2 separate regions of the Homo sapiens genome follow, and region 2 is linked to region 1. The links are chromatin contacts, found by Hi-C or POLR2A ChIA-PET in ENCODE. All regions are on one chromosome and are shown on one strand. Each heading gives the region's core, a stretch centred on a gene start or an enhancer-like site at or near the end of the contact. The rest is flanking DNA. Distances are from core to core; before and after follow the strand shown.

Region 1 (3,278 bases), core at 549-3,048:
CAGTGAAGTATTACTTTCACCTCCAAAGCTAAAAAAGTACAAAAAACAAAGTTTTAGCAGGGAAATCGCGTAAGCACCATTCTTGAGAATAATCTCTTAGTAAATCATGTTGCCTTTCCCTGTGCCCTATAAGACAGTTTTTTTCTAATCGTGCAAAGCATTTCTGACCCTCAGTTTCATCCACTGCTTTTGCCTCTGGCTCTCATTAGGAAGCACCTTGGAAGAATCTCGGAATTGTTAATGGAAAATGATTAATGGAATCATTCTCACTAGTCAGGGGTCAACAGAATCATATGCCCTGAGAGTCTTGCTACAAGTTCACTTTCCTGGGTCACCTATGCAGAAATTTTATCTCTGTGGAATATAATTGTTAAAAACTCATGTAGTCTTAAAAGAAAGAAGGCACTTCATGCCTACTCTGGAGGTTCTGAAAGTCTGAATGCATCCCAGAATATGTACTTATAAAATTGTGTGGTTGGCCGGTTGTGGTGGCTCATGCCTGTAATCCCAGCACTTTTAGGAGGCCAAGGCGGGCGGATCACAAGATCAAGAGATCACGACCATCCTGGCCAACGTGGTGAAACCCCATCTCTACTAAAAATACAAAAATTAACTGGGCGTGGTAACATGTGCCTGTAGTCCTAGCTACTCAGGAGGCTGACGCAGAAGAATTGCTTGAACACTGGAGGTGGAGGTTGCAGTGAGCTGAGATTGCACCACTGCACTCCAGCCTAGGGACAGAGCAAGACTCCGTCTCAAAAAAAAATAATTATGTGGTCCCTTGGTGGCACTGTGCTTCAAGTTTGTATATAATAATTATACATATGTAATAATGTATACATATTATACATATAATAATGTATACATATTATACATATAATAATGTATAACAATATCTGCTATACTTGAGGTAGATAAGGCATCAAATAAAATGTCCTAAGCACATTGAAATGTATACTACAAATAACAAGACCTTTTGGAGTATTTTAATCTCAGCTGAACCACTTGCTATGTTGTGATCTTAAGCTCTCTAAGTCTTAATGTTCTTGTCTATAGAATGAGGATAAAAATAATTACCCCCTCAAAAGATTCTTTTTTTTTTGAGGCCTCAATACTTTTTTTTATTTTTATTTTTTATATATATATTTATTGTACTTTAAGTTCTAAGGTACATGTAAACTAGTTCAACCATTGTGGAAGACAGTGTGGTGATTCCTCAGGGATCTAGAACTAGAAAAGATTCTTATGAGAAAGGAAGTGATGGTAAACATGAAGGTAACTTACAAATTGGAATGTCCTATGTTTTATTTACACATACATCTGTATACACCCAATGTATGATAACTACTTAATTGGTCTTATTTTAACTTTATTTTGTCCTTTGGAATAGCCACATTTTCTTTTTTCCTATGCTGTTCCAAGTCTCTTTTAATCTGTAGAAATTAAATACTCTTGTATGATCCTTGTCACAGGCAGAGTTTAACAGTATAATTTTTACTTTAGCTAAGCTACTGTCAATATGTAAATGCCAAATTTTTCTTCAGGTGTATCAGTAACAATCAGGTTACCATCTGATCATGGCTGACTGGGGATAGCTGGCTCTTTCTGGAGATTTTGCATATTTCTGCTTTGTACCCTTACGGATTGCTCTCAGAATTTAGCTCTCAGAGAGCATTTCCTGTCCCATATCAGCCATTGCTCCAGGGGCCTCTCAAGCTAACAATCACAGAAGACTACCGGAAACTATTCAAATGGTTCTGCTCAGGGAGGAAGGAACCTGCAGCCATCCTCTTTGACTTGAGCTAAACAGAATTCTAACGCGCGCGCGCGCGCACACACACACACACACACACACACACACACACACACACACACACACACACTGCTTATCTTACCAGAAAGAAGATGAATTTTCTCTGCCTTTCAGCCAGTATTAGAACTTTATCAAAGAACACCCTAATGTCCATTTTTAAATTGCTCTGCTCTAGGCTAAGCCAGTTCTGCATTAGCAGTACTTTTAACTTTTTTCCAAAGCTCCTTCATTTAATTTGGAATATCTCTTACAAAAGTCCCCAAACTTAGCAGACATTATAGTGATAGAGACCAAATCCTACACCCACATTTTTCAGATGAGGAAATGGAAGTCCAGAAAGGGGAGGCAATTTCTCCAAGGCCAGAAGCCAGTGGGCTGGTACTGAATGAAATGCAGGTCTCTGAGTATACTGTGACATCAGAGCTTCTTGACCCTCTCCACAGTAGCACCCCTAAAAAGGATCCCAAGGGAGAGGGAATCTGTATTTAAACACTTTTATTAAGCTACAATTCACATACTGTACAGTTCACTCATTTAAAGTGTACAATTTAGTGACTTTCAGTACAGTCATAGAGTTGCGTGTTCATCAGTCACCACAATCAATTTTAGAACATTTTCATTACACCAGAAAGAAACTACATGCCTTTTAGCATCCGCCCCCAAACACCCACTCTTTCCAGCCCTAAGAAACCACTAATCTACTTTCTGTGTCTATGACTTTGCCTGTTTTGGGCATTTCATATAAATGGAATCATACAATATCTGGTCTTGTGTGACTGATTTCTTTCCCTTAGCATAGTGTTTTAGAGATTCACTATGTTGTAGCATGTATTATAACTTTATTACTTTTTACGGCTGAATAATATTGCATCGTATAGGTATACCACGTTTGTTGATCTATTAGCTGATAGGTATTTGAGGAGTTTACATTTCTTGGCTATTATGCAAAATGCTGCTATAAATATTTGTGTACACATTTCTGTGTGGACATATGTTTATATATATATATAAACTGGATCACATTGCTGGATCATATATAAACTGGATCATATTGCTGGATCACATAGTAACTCTATGTTAAACAGTCTGAGGAGCTGGTAGGCTGGTTACAAACTGGCTGCACGAGTTTACATTGCCATCAGCATTGTACAAGCTTTTGATTTCTCCACATCCTCACCAACACATATTATTCTCTCTTTTATTATAGCACATTATAGTGGACATGAAGTTGTATCTCATTTTGGCTTTGAATTGCATTTCCTTGGTAGCTAATGATGTTGAGTATCTTTTCATGTGGCTTTTGGACATTGGTATATCTTCTTTGGAAAACTGTCTATTCAGATTCTTTGTACATATTTTAATTGGACTATTTGTCTTTTTATTATTGAGTTGTAATAGTCCTTTATATATTCTAGCACTGTGATAGGTCATTTGATATATGATTGGCAAAAATTTTCTCCCATTC
Region 2 (3,278 bases), core at 261-2,760, 430 kb before region 1:
AAGCCAATGATGAAGAAGACCAACATTTAGTTAGTTTTCAACAGAAGGGTCAGTTCTGCTGATAGCTTGGCAGCTTGGGGCTCTACTCTGCATATGGTAGGAACAAAAAGAAAGCTAAACTATATTGAGTAGTGAATGTTTCCAGGCTATGGTTATGAACATTTTATATGCATTACCTTATTGAATTCTCACTATCATTGTACCCATTTTGCAGATGAGAGCGCTGAGGCTCAGAAAGGTCAAGTAAATTGCCCATTGCTACAATAGATAGTAAGTTGCAAATGGGGACTTTGGACCCAGACAGCTCTGGTGGTGACTTTTTAATACTTTACATTGAATTTGGTAGTATGCTAGTACAAAAGTTTTTCTTAAAAGAAAATCTGATTAGTATTGCAGCATTTGCTGGTTTCTGTGGTATCAATACTCCTGCTGTGGCCGATTTCAAGCTCCCAACAGTCTATGGCCTGTAAGCCTTTTGAAAGTGATGCAGCAGCTGGTTAGCCTGCTCTAGCACCAGCCACTGGATCTTGATGGTGCTTTTGCCTTCTCATGCATTATCCCATTTGCTCTTCTTAGCAATATGAGGGACTGTGGAATGGGTGAGGTTAACTTACGTGTGCTGATCTTTTCAATGGGTGAGTCATGTGTCCAGTCCATAATGCCAAGTCATGGCCTGAGGTGAGAAACACTCTCTTACTGACTCTCTCAGGGCAGGAGCCTGCAGAGAACGCAGAGCTGGACCAAGAGCCCCAAGGAACCTACTGTCAGAATGGCTGAGGTACAAACAAAAGAGGATCTGGACAGGAAGAGAGAGGCCCACATGGTCCTGGGGCAGCTGATGCTGGTAGAATGTGGTGGTAAACGGGGTAGGAGAATGAAGTAACTGAGAGTCTTTTCTGAATTCAGAATTTTCTTAATTCTCTGAATTCATAAATATGTATTTGATGTAGGAATTCTTCCCCAAAGAGCTTACCAAAAAATCCCCTACGCTCACCACCATACCCAGCCATGCAAGGGTGCAGCTGCTTGGAGGAGAGGAAATCCTGGATTCTTTCAGGATTAGGGAGTGGCTGTCATGGTCCATGGCTGGGGAGAGCCACAGCATGGGGCTGATTGGGAAAGTCTGGGGGGCCCCATAGCCCCTTTCTTCTTCCATCAGAGGAGACTGTGGATTTTTCTTTCCCATGATAAATCTAGGTGAGCCGGTGAAATGATTTTAAAGGGAACTCCTCCATTGCTTTGGGAAGTGTGAAATGACATCATTTTTAGATTATGGTTTATCAATACTTATATATATATATTTAAATTATACTTTAAGTTCTGGGATACATGTGCAGAACATGCAGGTTTGTTACATAGGTATACTTTAAGTGGCAGAAATGCTGAGACCTTTTGACTTAACGTTTATGTTTTTAGAAACGTACTTAAAATAAATCATTTTGCAAATCAGCGTAAAAGTTGCTGTGTAAGGATGTTTGTCATTAGCTCCAGTCAGGTGCAGATGTGAGGACCTCTGGGCAGAGGTAGGGGACCTGGAGATGAAGCTGAGAGTGAGGCTGGTGTTCCCTGGGCACCTGTGCAGATACAAATACAGCCAGGCAGCTGGGCCTCTTCGCCTTGGCAGGCTTAATTAAGCACATTGGATTTGTGTCCTTGTATTTCTTAAAAAAGGAAAGAATTCTGAAATGAAGAAAAAAAGTAGCCTTTTTGGCATGTAACATCTGCGAGATAATTAATCTCCCTGATATTTCAACACTGAGGCTGTTTATCACGGAGGCTGCTTGGGAACCAAGAGCAGCCAGCCTCTCTGCAGTACCCACTACATACCTCATGTGGCAGGGGAGGACCTGGTTCATCCCAGAGGGCAATCTGGAGGCGGTCAAGGTTGCTTCCTGGTAAAAACCACGAGCGTTCATTGCTGTGGCCTGCAACACTCTCTTCCCTTTTCAGTTCATATCATCAGAGGTCTTTGTCCATTGTTGAGGAATTAAGAGAAATGTCCCATGCATCTTGTTCTGAAGAAATATATTTGAGTCTCTTGCTTTCCACTTTTTACTTTTCACCTGAAAGCGTCCAAGAGTTAACTGAGAGGCAGGCCAGTCTTCAGGTGGGGAAGACCGGGTGGGTGTTGAGGCAATGTTTCCAGCTGGAATGGGGGACTTGGAATCAGAACTGTTAACCAATAAGAATGAAGGGGAAGGAAATCCTATTAGGGGGCGTCATCACCTAGGAAACACGAGTCAGTTTCCTTTTCTGCACTCCAACATGGAATGCTGAGCCTGGAGGCCCCTTCACAGATTGTCCCTTCTCTGTTCCCCACCCTCACACTCCCGGATCCCCTGGGCCTTATCTGGGGAGGGGGGCGGCGGAGGAGTGCAGAGTGGAGGCAGCGCGTGGGGTGTGTGGAAGGGAAGGGGACATTCTTTTGCTGTGGGAGTTGGCTCCCTCTCATCTCATACATTTTCCTGCTGATTCTCACTCACAGCATTTACAGGAAGCATTTATAGCAAATACTTGCCAAATGTTTTCCATAAACACACAACGAAGGACATTTTTCACACATTCCAATGTTCTGTAAATGTTTATTTTCACAATACACAAAGAAGGTTGAGTGTATGGTTTTCCTAAACAAGCCTTTGAAGTGTGGGCTTTGGCCCAGGGAGATTTGCTTCTGAGTGTTTTCATCCACGTGGCCGCATTGTCCCTGGGGGCACACCAGGCACATGCTTCAATGCAGAGAGTCTCCAAGTGAGTTTTCCCCCCAGCTTGTATTCTCTGTGGGAATACGTGCCCTGAATGCTGAGTAGCCTCTGGGTTCTGAGCCTCCTCCTGATGAAGAAGGAAGTTAGAGGTTCTCAGTGCATCACATAAACCCTTGCTTCTGATTAAATCCACAAATGACATAGAATAGGGAATATGGAGGACAGGGATGACTCACTTAAGATGCATTTGAACATATAGTTGTAATAAGTTATGGAAACACTCATGCTAAAGCCAGGCAAGTTGGTATTCATGTAAGGGATGGAGAAGGTGACTGAACCTTCTGTGGGCACTGCCAGCCTCACCAGAGGCCAGAGTCATGACTCGTACTGTCCATGCACTTGTTCAATAACTGCTTCATTACTGAGCACCTACTGTATGTGCAACTCTGCTGCAATGTCAGAGATTCACAAGTGAGGAAGTGGTTCCCAACCTCAAGGGGTTGACTCTATCAGGGAAGGTAAGACACCTATACTTTACCATAATTTGGGGGCATAAAATGGGAATTGTTTTAAGAA

What was found. Hi-C counts contacts between places; a loop is a spot of excess contacts on that map. ChIA-PET counts read pairs that join two places held with the same protein, here RNA polymerase II (POLR2A). Pooled maps may share reads with other maps.
Region 2: a loop to region 1 is called in a pooled map, with 2.4 times the contacts of the local background. The contact joins two enhancer-like sites. A Hi-C loop is called at or near these places in 1 of 50 pooled maps. POLR2A ChIA-PET finds 5 or more read pairs at or near these places in 3 of 52 experiments (BJ, CD8-positive, alpha-beta memory T cell and activated T-cell).

Annotation. Positions count from the first base shown.
Region 1 is chr7:36,677,156-36,680,433 of GRCh38, reverse strand. All of the region lies in intron 2 of AOAH (acyloxyacyl hydrolase), which reads left to right. Among named protein-coding and RNA genes, the nearest start is that of AOAH, 46 kb to the left of the region's middle. Within about 2 kb of position 1,798, at least 4 of the 41 ENCODE cell types and tissues checked have a DNase peak (open chromatin) inside an H3K27ac peak, as active enhancers do.
Region 2 is chr7:37,108,606-37,111,883 of GRCh38, reverse strand. The region is part of intron 14 of ELMO1 (engulfment and cell motility 1); the gene reads left to right. Among named protein-coding and RNA genes, the nearest start is that of ELMO1-AS1, 110 kb to the right of the region's middle. Within about 2 kb of position 1,510, at least 3 of the 41 ENCODE cell types and tissues checked have a DNase peak (open chromatin) inside an H3K27ac peak, as active enhancers do.